Regions from separate parts of the Homo sapiens genome. Here region 1 is linked to region 2. A link is an interaction called in ENCODE POLR2A ChIA-PET data of the cell type or tissue named here. Cell type or tissue: B cell. All regions are shown on one strand. Each heading gives the region's core, and the rest is flanking DNA. Links, peaks and the distances in the headings are about the cores only.

Evidence for each region. Peaks named below come from ENCODE experiments on the same cell type or tissue, not always from the same donor. Only the 100,000 strongest peaks of a DNase experiment are listed, where the experiment ranks them.
Region 1: POLR2A ChIA-PET joins it to region 2 with 10 read pairs; 2 of 35 experiments call an interaction of 5 or more read pairs at or near these places.

What each region holds. Positions count from the first base shown.
Region 1 is chr19:40,508,018-40,514,882 of GRCh38, forward strand. SPTBN4 (spectrin beta, non-erythrocytic 4) reads left to right here. Exons shown (of 36, transcript NM_020971.3): 14 at 4,589-5,537. Among named protein-coding and RNA genes, the nearest start is that of SPTBN4, 44 kb to the left of the region's middle. In B cell, for the core only: no CTCF peak of the experiment used is centred there; no DNase peak of the experiment used is centred there; H3K27me3 peaks cover 2,385 bases.
Region 2 is chr19:40,272,525-40,279,389 of GRCh38, forward strand. The region is part of intron 1 of AKT2 (AKT serine/threonine kinase 2); the gene reads right to left. Among named protein-coding and RNA genes, the nearest start is that of MIR641, 6.7 kb to the right of the region's middle. RefSeq lists enhancers at 2,045-2,124, 2,635-2,704, 2,725-2,784. In B cell, for the core only: no CTCF peak of the experiment used is centred there; a DNase peak (open chromatin) is centred at 2,247; H3K4me3 peaks cover 422 bases; H3K27ac peaks cover 1,349 bases.

The DNA of each region.
Region 1 (6,865 bases), core at 2,837-6,836, 240 kb after region 2:
ACAAAAAGTCCTAGGAGAGCTTGCATTGGCTCACAGTGGGTTCCATCATTGCTCAGCCAATCATTGTGGCCCCAGGGCATGCAGTGATCTAATCGGCCACATGCATGTGACCTGCCTACCCCAGGGCCAGGAGTGGGGTCAGCCCATTACAAAGGCTTAGACTGAAAAAGAGGAGAGAGGGACGGCCTTACCAGATATGGATGGGACATGGATGCTGATAGGCAAAACCAAGACTGGCTCTAATAAGGTTCCTGTCTTACTTATGTCAATGCCCTCCAGCCAGAGACCACCAGGAGTCCCTCTGTGGTCAAACGAAGTTGGGTTTGGTGGCTCTTTACACCCACCATGGGGAGCTGTGGGGCTTCTCAGCAAGAAAGTATGATGGGGGGCTAGGCGCGGTGGCTCACGCCTGTAATCCCAGCACTTTGAGAGGCCAAGGTAGGTGGATCACATGAGGTCAGGAGTTCGAGACCAGCCTGGCCAACATGGTGAAACCCCATCCCTACTAAAAATACAAAAAATTAATTTGGTGTGGTGGCATGAGCCTGTAATCCCAGCAACCCAGAAGGCTGAGGCAGGAGAATCGCTTGAATCTGGGAGGCGGAGGTTGCAGTGAGCCTAGATCGTGCCACTGCACACCAGCCTGGGCAACAGAGCGAGACCTCATCTCAAAGAAATATATATATATATATGACTGGTGGCTTATTGTAGGATTTGGGCTTGTGTTAGGTGATTTGGAAGATGATTCAGTGTAGTGAGTTTTGCTGTGGATTGGATGCTGTCAGAATATGGGGGTGACTAGGTGATTGGGGGTCTTAATCATTTTGATCTAGGTGGTGGGAGGAAGAGAAGGAGGCTGTTGCATTCATTGGCAGCTGTCATTCATCTGAGCCGGCGAGGGGATGCGTGGTCATTTTTGTGGTTTGCACAGTGACCTTGATTTTGTCTGTGCTCAGGCAAGATTATGGAGCGAGCTTGGTTTTGTCCTACTCCATCGTGGTCAGAGTGGCCCCATCTGATATGAGCGTTCTGTGAGTTTTTTTTATTATTATTGTTGTTGTTTATTGCTTTTTTTTTTTTTTTTTTTAGACACTTGATCTCTCTATGTTACCCAGGCTGGTCTTGAACTCCTGGGCTCAAGCAATCCTCCCGCTTCCACCTCCCAGAGTGTTGGGATTACAGACGTGAGCCATTGTCCCTGGCCATTTCTGTGAGATTATTATTTTTACTTATTTATTTATTTTTGAGATGGAGTTTTGCTCTTGTTGTCCAGGCCAGATTGCAATGGCGCGATCTCGGCTCACTGCAACCTCTGCCTCCTGGGTTCAAGCGATTCTTCTGCCTCAGCCTCCCGAGTAGCTGGGATTATAGGCATGCGCCACCATGTCCGGCTAATTTTGTATTTTTAGTAGAGACTGGGTTTCTCCATGTTGGTCAGGCTGGTCTCAAACTCTTGACCTCAGGTGATCTGCCCGCTTTGTCTTCCCAAAGTGCTGGGATTACAGGTGTGAGGCACTGCGCTTGGCCTGTGAGATTATTTATACTCCTCAGAACACGATGGCTAGCCCTGAGTGCTGACGGCAGTTGGGGCTGCTTTATTTCTTTCTCACTGATGAGGAAACTGAGGCCCAGGCCATGGAGCTGATAAGAGGGTCTTGAGGCTGGTCCGTATCTCTCCATTAAGATGTTCTCCTCCTTTATCTGGAGCCCACAGCCCTTTGGAATCTTGGAGCATTATTCGAAAAGGAAGAACCTGTCTGGCTTGCAGGTTGATGGGGAAGTTTCTCACCCTAGCCGACCTGGGTCACATCCTAAATGCAAATGCTGAAGTTTCCCTCCACGCCCTGGTGTGGACATCCTGACCCTGGCTCAGCTCCCTCCCATCCCCATCTCACCTCCAGGGGAGGTTGTTGGGACCCTCTCCTTCACCTTAGCTAGGTTTGTCTCAGGAAGCTCCCTTTGCCCTCGCCTTGTGAATTCTCGGCTCCTGTGACAATCAGCAGCTCCGAGAATACAGCAGAGGGGCCAGTGTGGGGAGTGCGAGTGTGGGGAGTGCGTTGTCATGGGGATGGGAGGCAGCGCTTCCTGATGGGTGGTCCAGAGTGTGAGCTCCTGATGGGCCACTTCTTAGCTGATCCTAGGGCAATCCTTCCCCTCTCTGAGGCTCAGTCTCTTAATCTGGAAAATGGGGCTGATAAGGACACTGGCCTCATAGGATGGTTGTGAGAATCAAATGACATTGTGTCAGAGTAAGGGCTGGGTACATGGAAGCTGTTTTTTTTTTGTTGTTGTTGTTTTGTTTTCTAAGACAGAGTCTCACTCTGTTGCCCAGGCTGGAGTACGGTGGCACTATCTCGGCTCACTGCAGCATCAACATCCCTGGCTCAAGTGATCTTCCCACTTCAGCCTCCCGAGTAGCTGAGACTACAGGTGCACGCCACCATGCCCAGCTAATTTTTGTATTTTTGGTAGAGATGGGGTTTTGCCGTGTTACCCAGGCTGGTCTCAAACTGCTGACCTCAAGTGATCTGCCTGCTTCGGCCTCCCAAAGTTAGGATTACAGGTGTAAGCCACTGCGCCTAGCAAGAAGCTGTTGTTATTGTAACTATTATTCAGTTGGATACCTTGTGGTTTGAGTCAACATCAGCGAATGTCCAGAATTACAGAAATCCCGCATTCCACATAGGGCAGTGTCTCACTTTTATGATCCAGTAAGAAATACACAGCCAGGCAGTGGCTCACGCCTGTAATCCCAGTACTTTGGGAGGCCAAGGTGGGTGAATTTCTTCAGCCCAGATATTGGAGACCAGCCAGCGAGACTCTATTTCTACAAGAAACTTAGAAAAAAAATTAGCCAGGCATGGTGTTGTGGGCCCATAGTCCCAGCTACTCAGGAAGCTGAGGCGGGAGGATTACTTGAGCCCAGGAGTTGGAGGCTGCAGTGAGCCATGATCATGCCACTGCACTCCAGCCTGGGTGATAGAGTGATACCCTATCTCTAAAATAAATAAATAAATAAATAAACACACTTACCTCATGACTCACAGTTCACATGCATACATGGGCACACAGGCTAACACAGAGGTTTTATAAAACAATACTTCCAGGCTGGGCGCGGTGGCTCAGGCCTGTAATCCCAGCATTTTAGGAGGCTGAGGGGGGCGGATCATGAGGTCAGGAGTTCGAGACCAGTCTGGCCAACATAGCGAAACCCCATCTCTACTAAAAATACAAAAAAAAATTAGCTGGACATGGTGGCACGCGCCTGTAATCCCAACTACTCTGGAGGCTGAGGCAGGAGAATCACATCAACCTGGGAGGTGGAGGCTGCAGTGAGCTGAGATCAAGCCATTGCACTCCAGCCCAGGCGACAGTGAGAGACTCTGTCTCAATCAAACAAACAAACAATACCAAACAACAACAGCAACAACAACAAAAATACTCCCCCGACCTTGTTTTGCATTGTGATATTTTCCGTTCCTTCTATTCTATTCCACCAAACAAATGCTGGCTGTGACCCATTAAATTAACTTCACTGTTTTCTAGTCGCCAACTAGCCATCCAGGAGGAAGGTGAACTATTTAAGGAAAAAGAGGGAGTTCGGGGTTAAGCACAGTGGCTCATGCCTATAATCCCAACACTTCGGGAGGCCAAGTGGAAGGATTGCTTGAGGCCAGCCGTTCAAGACCAGCCTGGCCAACATAGTGAGATCCTGTCTCTATTTTAAAAAGAAAAAGGAGTGCAGATAACCACTGGGATTGATAGATAATGCAACAGAGGATGACAGAGGGAACCTAGAAACATGGTTTAAGAAAAGAGAAGTTGGCCGGTGGCAGTGGCTCATGCCTGTAATCCCAGCAGTTTAGGAGGCCAAGGCGGGTGGATCACTGGAGGTCAGGAGTTTGAGACCAGCCTGGCCAGCATGGTGAAACCCCGTCTCTACTAAAAATACAAAAATGAGCCAGGCGTGGTGGCGGGCGCCTGTAATCCTAGCTACTGGGGAGGCTGAGGCAGGAGAATCGCTTAAACCTGGAGGTGGAGGTTGCAGTGAACCGAGATCGCGCTACTGCACTCCAGCCTGGGCAACAGAGTAAGAATCTGTCTCAAACACACAAACAAACAAAAAACAAAGAAGTTTCATTTGACTCAGTTCTGACATAAGCACAATTTTCACTCAAATATACAGAATCTGAGATGCTCTGAATCCATCCATCATTCAGTCAACAAATCACTACATTCACTAGGCTACAGCTCTGGGCTCCACCCTTTGCTGGGCAGTGTTTGGGATAGGGTGTGACAGACCCAGGTCCTGCCCTTAAGGAGCTCTCAGTCCAGTGGGGGAGACAGGACAAGGCAATGACAACACAGAGTAGTCAGGGCTAGGATGGGGAAGCAGAGAAGCCTGAGAGGGTCGAGGAGGAGCCTGCTCCAGCCTTGGGGTGTCAGGGAAGGCTGCCTGGAGGAGGAGCCACGTGACCCGGCATCTGATGAAGTCACACCAAGGACAGGGTAGGTAGCCCGCACCATCCTCTCTTGGGCGCCCCTTGGCTTGTGACCAATCCTGGATGCTCCCCTTCTCCTGGCTCAGGCTACCAGCCCTGCGACCCGCAGGTCATCTGCAACCGCGTGAACCACGTGCACGGCTGCCTGGCGGAGCTGCAGGAGCAGGCAGCGCGGCGACGCGCGGAGCTGGAGGCTTCGCGGAGCCTGTGGGCGCTGCTGCAGGAGCTGGAGGAGGCCGAGAGCTGGGCGCGCGACAAGGAGCGTCTCCTGGAGGCTGCGGGCGGCGGCGGTGCGGCGGGCGCAGCGGGCGCAGCGGGAACAGCGGGCGGCGCGCATGACCTGTCCAGCACAGCGCGCCTCCTGGCCCAGCACAAGATCCTGCAGGGCGAGCTGGGCGGGCGGCGAGCGTTGCTGCAGCAGGCCCTGCGGTGTGGCGAGGAGCTGGTTGCGGCCGGCGGTGCCGTCGGCCCGGGAGCAGACACCGTGCACCTGGTAGGCCTGGCGGAGCGCGCGGCGAGCGCCCGGCGCCGCTGGCAGAGGCTGGAAGAGGCGGCGGCGCGGCGAGAGCGGCGGCTGCAGGAGGCGCGGGCGCTGCACCAGTTCGGCGCTGACCTCGACGGGCTGCTGGACTGGCTTCGCGACGCTTACCGCCTGGCAGCCGCCGGTGACTTCGGCCACGACGAAGCTTCCAGCCGCCGCCTGGCGCGCCAGCACCGCGCGCTCACCGGGGAGGTGGAGGCACATCGCGGGCCCGTGAGCGGCCTGCGGCGCCAGCTGGCGACACTCGGGGGTGCCAGTGGCGCAGGGCCACTGGTGGTGGCGCTGCAGGTGCGCGTGGTGGAAGCAGAGCAGTTGTTCGCTGAGGTGACCGAAGTGGCGGCGCTGAGGCGCCAGTGGCTGCGGGACGCGCTCGCTGTCTACCGCATGTTTGGCGAGGTGCACGCGTGTGAGCTGTGGATCGGCGAGAAGGAGCAATGGCTGCTCTCCATGCGTGTGCCGGATTCACTCGACGACGTCGAGGTGGTGCAGCACCGGTGAGCGCGCACATGTGGGACTCCGGGGTCCCCTTCCTCATGCACCCAGTCTCACCTTCATTGGCTCAACAGTTCCCATGTTTGCTCAGCTGGAACTAGGAGTTCCAATCCCTGCTTCACCCATAGCCAGCTTTGTGACAGTTCTGCAACCTGCCTAATCTTCCTGAACCTCAGCTTGCCCACCTGTATAATGGGGGTGATATTAGTCCCTACCCAGGCTTGTGATGAACGGTAAATGAGTTCATACATGCAGAATACGAAGCAAATGCCTGGGGGTAGAGGAAGCATTCCCCCAGCATTTGCTCTTGTTACCCAGGCTTACATTCGCCAAGCATGAAATCAACGACCTATGCTTCTACAGGGACACCTCAGCCTGGCCCCTCTGCTGGGAGGCCTCCCATTGCTTCTGCATAAATGTCACCTCCCTAGCTACTAAAATAGCTCTGACTCTTGTGATTTTCCATTGTTTCATCCTGTTTTACATTTCTTTGTAGCACTTACCATCCCATGACATATTGTATACTGACTTGTCTGTTGGCTGACTTAGCAATGAGTTGTTCAATTAGTGGGTGAACAATGCCTATTCCCCCTCTGCACCACTCTGTCTGAGCATCTTATTCATCCATACATTCATTCAGCAGGTGTTTACTGAGTGCCTATGCCTTTCTAGGTCTTGTGCTGGGCACTGCTGGAAACACAGGGCTGCTCCTTGCCCCTACTGTGCCTGCAGTTGCCCAGTTCTTTGAAACATTGATTTAAAGATGGGAGGACCATGTCTAGCTTAAAGTAGACCTCAGTGGCTGCCATGTGGAGGGCAGGTTGGAGCGGGTAAGAGTTGTGGCTGGGAACCCAGAGAGGCAACTGGGCTGGGGACCCAGATGGAGCGGAACAAGATTAGACCAGGGCGGGAGGTAAGTAAACAGGCCATGGAGACTGATGGGCTGGAGCGATTTTCCAAAACAAAGCCCAGGGCTCTGGCCTGGCAGATGACAGTGCTGTCCCCAACATGGGGGCCCAGAGGAAGAACAAATTTGAGTCAGGTGGGTGTGAATAGCCCCAAGAAGGTATACAGTAGGCTTTGAGGTCGAAGACAGGTTCAAAAGGTAAGAGGTTGAGGCTGGAGACTGAGGTGTGACTGTCATGAGTTCAGGGGCAAAGACCAAGGCTGTGGGGCTGGGTGGAATCATTGAAGAAGGGTGTGAAGGAAAACCCAGAGGGCTCAGGGTGGAGTTGCTGCTGAGGAATCTCACATTTAAACATCAGGTAGAGGCTGGGCGTGGTGGCTCACGCCTGTAATCCCAGTACTTTGGGAGGCCAAGGCAGGTGGA
Region 2 (6,865 bases), core at 2,150-6,149:
TTCTGAAACGCACACACACACGCCCTGTCACCTCAATTCTACAATATGCGTATTGTTTCACATGCTGATGTCATTGAGATTGGCATGTACCTTGCAATCCATGGACAAAACTCACCTATCGCATTCTTTTCAGAAAAGCAGTTATATGATCAATGATGGACCTTATAGGGCATACTGTCTTAGACTTCAGGGCACGGGGAGGTATGTGTTTAAATGTCACACGCACAGAAAAAAGAAATCCGAAGGAAATACGCCACACTAAGAGGCAGGAGAGTGGGTGCGGGAGGCAAGGCAGCCTCAGGAACCAAATGCCAGCTTTTCAGCCCTGGCTGTGTCACCTGCTGTGAGACCTTGGGCAAGTCACCAAGTCATGTTCCCTTTCTTCACCTCTGTTTCCTCATCTGTATATTAGAGATAATAACTGCATATACCTATCTCTAAGGCTATTGGAGGGTTCAGTGAGTTAATCCACATGAAGTCCTCCCAAAAGAGCCTGTAAGAGCAACTGCTCAACACGTATCAAATATTATCATCACTGGCCAGGCGCGGTGGCTCATGACTGTAATCCCAGCACTTTGGGAGGCCGAGGCGGGCAAATCACAAGGTCAGGAGGTCGAGACCAGCCTGGCCAATATGGTGAAACTCTGTCTCTACTAAAAATTCAAAAATTAGCCGGGCTGGTGGCAGGCACCTGTAATTCCAGCTACTCAGGAGGCTGAGGCAGGAGAATTGCTTGGACCCGGGAGGCAGAGGTTGGAGTAAGCAGAGATTGCACCACTGCACTCCAGCCTGAGGGACAGAGCAAGACTCCATCTCAAAAAAAAAAAAAAAATTATTATTTCCTCTGATGGGTGGAGACATGGGAAACTTCACTTTCTATACTGTATGTTTCTGAACAGGTGAATTTTTACCTATTCTACCTCCTTGGTGAGAAGGTGGCACTGAAGAAACTTTTTTTTTTTTTTCCTGAAAAGGTCTGGGTACTTCAAAAAAAAAAAAGAGAGAGACTTTTTGTTTCTTTTTTCTTTTAAACACACTCCCTACACTCGCCCCATCTGTCTGCTTGGAGCAGGTGGGGCTGGAGGCAGGTTGAAGCCGTGGGCAGGCTGCAAAAGAAACGGGGACAAGAATAAGCACAGAGCAGATTCCTTCTCCTCCCTGCCACCCCACACACACACCTTCCCCCTCACGCCACCCAGGGCCTTACAGCACCCACAGAAATCATGTCAAATATTCTAGTCTGCTTGGCCACGGGCTCCATACACTCTGAGGGCTCCATGCTGCAACCAGCGGGATCCTCCACGCAGTTCTGACCCTGTCCCTCCCCTGCTCAGGACCTCTCCCTAGTGCCCATGGATCACGTCCAAGGCCCCTATGGAGGCTGCCAGGGGCCATCTGCCTTGGCCCCGCCTGCTCTCCAGCCTCACTGGTCTGCTCGCTCCAACACACAATCTCCCCTTCTCCTGGCCCCATGAAGACTCCCTGCTCTCACACCCCAAGACCTTTGCACATGCTGTACCCCTTGCCTGGCACTCTGTTCACCCATCTTCTTCACGGAGGCCTTCCCTGACCACCCCTCTCCCACGAGCAGCGGACTCTCAGAGCTCAGCCTTCCCTTCCCCTCACAGCACTTGCCTCTGTCACCTGCATGACTATGTGGGTAATGTCGCCTCTCCCACTGGACTGTGGGTTCCACAAGGCAGGGATACAGTCTGTCCTAGCCCCCACTGTGTCCCCAGCTCCACTCAGCACAGGGATGGGCCCATAACTTTCATTACTTCAGGGGGGAGTGGTGAACAGAACCACAGCATTTGTGCCAAGTGAAGGTAAAACAAAAAATCCTGCATTCATTCATTCCACAAATATCACAACAACTCTGCATCATCACTGCTCGGGTCACCAGGGATTCAGCAGTGACCAAAACAGAACTCCCTGCCATTGGGGAGTTGGGGGAATGAGGGAACAGGCAGCAAAATAAAAAATAAATACATACGCAAATTAGACAGGATAGCCAAAGCTAACAAATGCCATGGAGAAAAGGAGCACACGGAAGATTCAGTGCAGGGAAAGGGAGCAGGGGTTTCCGACTATACACAGGATGGTGACAGAAGGGCGCACTGAGGCAGCGCAGTCTGAGCAAAACCGGAAGCAGGTGAGAGAGCCGGGGGAGACCTGGGGAGGAACGCTGCAGGCAGGGGAGGAGCAGGGCTGAGGCGCGTTCGAGGCGCCTACAGGAGTGGGTGAAGGGGAGGGCCGGGAGATGTAGCTAGAGGAAGCTGGGGACCGCTGGGCAGGGCCTTGGGGGCCACTGTCAGCATTGTGGCTCTTATTTGGAGTGAGAGGGGAACTATCCGCCTGAGGCGAGCTGGGGAGTGGGGGAGGGGCAGCAGGTGGAACCCCTTGCACCCAGGGCAGGGCAGGAGTCCTTAGGGAGGCAGCCCTTCCTCTCCAGGAGCTGTCCCCAGAATAAGCCCTGGGCACTGGCCTGATGGGCTCACCACCTGCCTCACTTGAGAACCATGAGGACCTGCATGCAGCAGATGTGAAAACCGAGGATGGGAGAGATTCGGTGAATACCCACAGCGAGAGACAGCAGGGACACAGCCAAGGAGCCCGGACCCCTCTCCTCCGAGCCCTGAGCTGCCTCCACCTCCTTCTGCCTTTGCTCCCAAGAGACAGGGCCACCTCCCATCTTGTGTCGCCTCCTCCCACACCCCGGCCAGCCCTTCCTTACCGCCCCTGATGTGCACGCATGCACGGGAGCCCTCCAGTTGGACTGCATGGGGAATCCCTGACCCACGTCGCTCTGCATCGCCACCACCTCCCTGGGAGCTCCAGGGCAGGGCCCAGTGGCAAAAGGAGAAACCAGTGGGTCTGCATCAAGGCTAATACTCAGTGAGCACTCACAAAGCACCAGGCATGGATTAATGTTCATCTTCACAGCCAGCCTGTGTTACTATCCCCGTTCCTCACATGGGAAAACTGAGGCCCAGGGAGAGAGCCACATGCACACAGTCACAGCGAGTAGGTGCAGGAGAGGGACCGCAACCAGAGCAGAACTAGCCCACAGACCTTTCCATAACGACAGAAATGTGGTTACTAAATGTTTGAATGATGGCTAGTGCAACTAAAGAACTGACTTTTTACTTTTCTTTAATTGTAATTAATTAAAACTTAAAAAGCCATATGTGAGTCCGGGCACGATGACTCACGCCTGTAATCCCAGCACTTTGGGAGGCTGGGGGGGGGGGGGGTGGGCGGGGGGCGATCACAAGGTCAGGAGTTCAAGACCAGCCTGGCCAAGATGGTGAAACCCTGTCTCTACTAAAAATACAAAAATTAGCCAGGCGTGGTGGTAGGCGCCTGTAATCCCAGCTACTCGGGAGGCTGAGGCAGAGAATCGCTTGAACCCGGGAGGCGGCGGTTGTAGTGAGACAAGATCACACCACTGCACTCCAGCCTGGGTGACAGAGCAAGACTCCGTCTCAAAAAAAAAAAAAAAAGTCCATACATGGCTAGTAGCTACCATTCTGGAGTGCAATTCTATAGAATTCCTGCTAATTAAGCACCGGGAGCTTAAAGGCAGGAGGCAGGGATGTGACTCTCACAGGCCCAAGAGGAGCCAGATCATCCCAGTGCGGCTGGAAGCTCCCATGCTATACCCCATCTCTCCCGCACCCCAACGCAGCTTACCTGGGGAATTGGAGCAGGACTCAGGCCCAAACTCACACCTCTAGTCAACTCAAATCCTGACTCTACCACTTCCAGGCTACACAGGTCACTTCTCTGAACCTCAGCTTCCGCATCTGTAAAATGGAATCTTTTTTTTTTTTTTTTTTTTTTTTTTTTTTTTTTTTTTTGAGACAGAGTCTCACTCTGTCGCCAGGCTGGAGTGCAGTAGTGCGATCTTGGCTCACTGCAACCTCTGCTTCCCAGGTTCAAGCAATTCTCCTGTCTCAACCTCCCGAATAGCTAGGATTATAGGCACCCACCACCACACCTGGCTAATTTTTGTATTTTTAGTACAGACAGGGTTTCACCATCTTGGCCAGGCTGGTACTGAACTCCTGACCTCGTGATCCACCCTCCTCGGCCTCCCAAAGTGCTGGGATTACAGGTGTGAACCACCGTGCCCAGCCTGTAGAATGGAATCTTAACACCAATCTGCCCAAGCACATGTTTATGTTATCTCAAAAGATAATTTTTGCAGGCCAGGTGCAGTGATTCACGCCTGTAATCCCAGCACTTTGGGAGGCTGAGGGATGTGGATCACTGGAGCCCAAAAGTTCAAGATCAGCCTGAGCAAAATAGGGAGACTCCCATCTCTACTGAAAATTGTTTTAAAAAAATTAGCCAGGTATGATGGTGCATGCCTGTAGTCCCAGCTACTCAGAAGGCTGAGGTGGGAGGACCACTTGAGCCAGTGAGGTCAAGGCTGCAATCAGCCATGATGGTGCCACTGCATTCCAGCCTGGGTGACAGAGCCAGACCCTGTCTCAAAAAAATAATGAAAAATTTAAAAAGATGATTTTTCTGATAACCATGGGTTGTCCTGGGGACCCAATGAGATGGCTTCACACACAGCTGGGGACAGGGCCAGTGCTTGAAAAATAGGTGGCAATTACATAAAGGACTCTGACATCAGGGGCCGTCCTGAGCCTGTCAGAGCCATGCAGTGGCAGCTAATGTTACTGCTGTCACTACTTGGTTCTAAAGGAATCATCCCAATAATTTCCAACATGCCCCTACTAACTTTTTGAAAATATCATCTAAATGAAAACACACAGCTAAAAAGAGTCAATGCCCTGCAGACACCTCCTCCCACCCGCCAAGGCCTTCGGACACCAGTTTGAGAAGCTGGGCTCTAGGGCGCCCTGTCTCCAAAGCAGAATATGGTCTGCTTTCTCCATCCCTGGCTGCCACCTGAATCCAGCCAGCTCTCTCCCACACAGGTCCCTCCCCACCCACCTGTGTCCCTTCTCTTTGGGGATAAAGCCCTGGATCCCCATCATAGCCCAGGCCCTGAGCCCTGCCACCCTGCTCTCTCCCCCTCACCCACTCCCCCGGCTCCAGCTACATGGGCCTGCTGTTCCACCAGCACATCCAGATATCGCCTTCCTTGCGGCCTTTACCTGGCTGCACCCCGTCCAGCCCACTTCCTCGGGCTCTCACATCACAGGGGCTCCTCAGCAGCCTTCCCAAGCCCCTCTCCCACCCAGTCCAGCTAGATCTCTGTTCCCTCCTTCAGCCACACCAAGCACTCACAGGCCAATGCAACCTCTCTGCCACCTCCGATCGCATCCAGAACTACACGTGGCACATAGAAGTGATTCAATCAATATTTGGAGACAGATGGAACACACAAATGACCAAGAACAGCCAAAGGCTGGCTCCTGAGGCTGTTCAGCAATCAGGCCCCTAGGGCAGTGGGGAGGGGGTGCCTCCCATCCTCATCTCTTCCCCCTGGGCCCCCCTTGGGAGGGGCCAAGGTCATGGTATTGGGGGTGGAGAGAAGCAGCCACACCCCACATCCCAAGCAGGCATGGAATGGAGTCATTTCTGGATTACTGAGGCCTACTTTGTGCCAGCTCTGTCTAGGAGAAGAGAAAGCAGAAAAGAAATCATGATGACAACAGTGACAACTCCAGTCATAGCAGGCAGGGCAAGAAGATGAGGCTGTCTTCAAAAGGCAGCTTCGCCGACAGAGCAGGGTTCAACCATCATGCCTATTACTGACTTCCAGCAAATCCAATAACCTCTCTATGCCCGTTTCCTCCCCTGTACAACGGGGACGATCGGGACAGCGAGCTGCCAGGCTGTGGTGAGGATGAGTGAGAGCAGACACCTTAAGCTCTGCAGCAGTGCCCAGCACTGAGAGGCGAACTACTCACGAGAATGACCCCAATATTCTATGTGGCTTCCTGGGCCTCAGTTTCCTATCTACGAGATGGGAGTGCTAACACTGCCCACCTCCCAGGCTGCTGTGCAGGTTTGTAGAGCTAATATGCAGCGTCTGGTTGGGCAGGAGTACAGTGGTGGGAGTGATTCACATTCCTGTCTGGAGCCCTCCCATCAGCTAACAGGCCCTACCACTCTCTCCCAAGGACCAACAACGAGCCTGTGCCCACTGCCCTGCAGAGCCCCTTCTGTGCTCTCAGGTGCCCTCAGTCCTGTCTGGCAATCACCAGGAGTAGCATCAGCCCAAATTCATCCCGCCGCCTCCTCAGGAGGCCTGTGCTTTCCAACGCAGCAGCTCCGTGCATCCTCCCCACCGCCCCACTCAGCAGGAAGGTTCCCGTTTACAGCTGAGCAAAATGCACCTTAGGGAGAAGAAATAAGGCCCCAGAGCTCCACAGCCACCGAGAGGGGTGCCAAGAGCAGGGTTCTCACCCACGTCAGCTACCCCCGGGACCAGGTCACTCAGCAGCCCCAGCTGGGTAAGTGTACACCAAAAACCCACCAGACCATGAAGAACTTGAAGCCAGGCTGGAGAAGAGAACCGGGGAGCGGCAACTGCCCCAGCCCATTCGGAAAGGGCCCACAAAGTGGCAAACCGAGGAAGACTTGGGTTTCTGGCCTCACCCTTAGAAACAACATCTGCGAACGAGCTTCTCCAGCAGGACGGCTGGGCTGAAGAAACTCCTGCTGGGACCTCTGACATGCAGTCTCCTCTTGGCCGACCCGGCTTGCTGTCCCTCGCTCGGCACAGTCAGAGCACCTGGGCCCTGCTGTGGGTGCCGAGTTGGCAGTGGGTCCTGCCCCAAGGGGGCCAGGCTGAGCTCCCACCCAGCGCCCCTCCCACACTCACTCCCTCCCTCCTGGTCCTGCTCCCAGGCTGTCTCCCCCAGCTGGGCCTCTCGCTGCT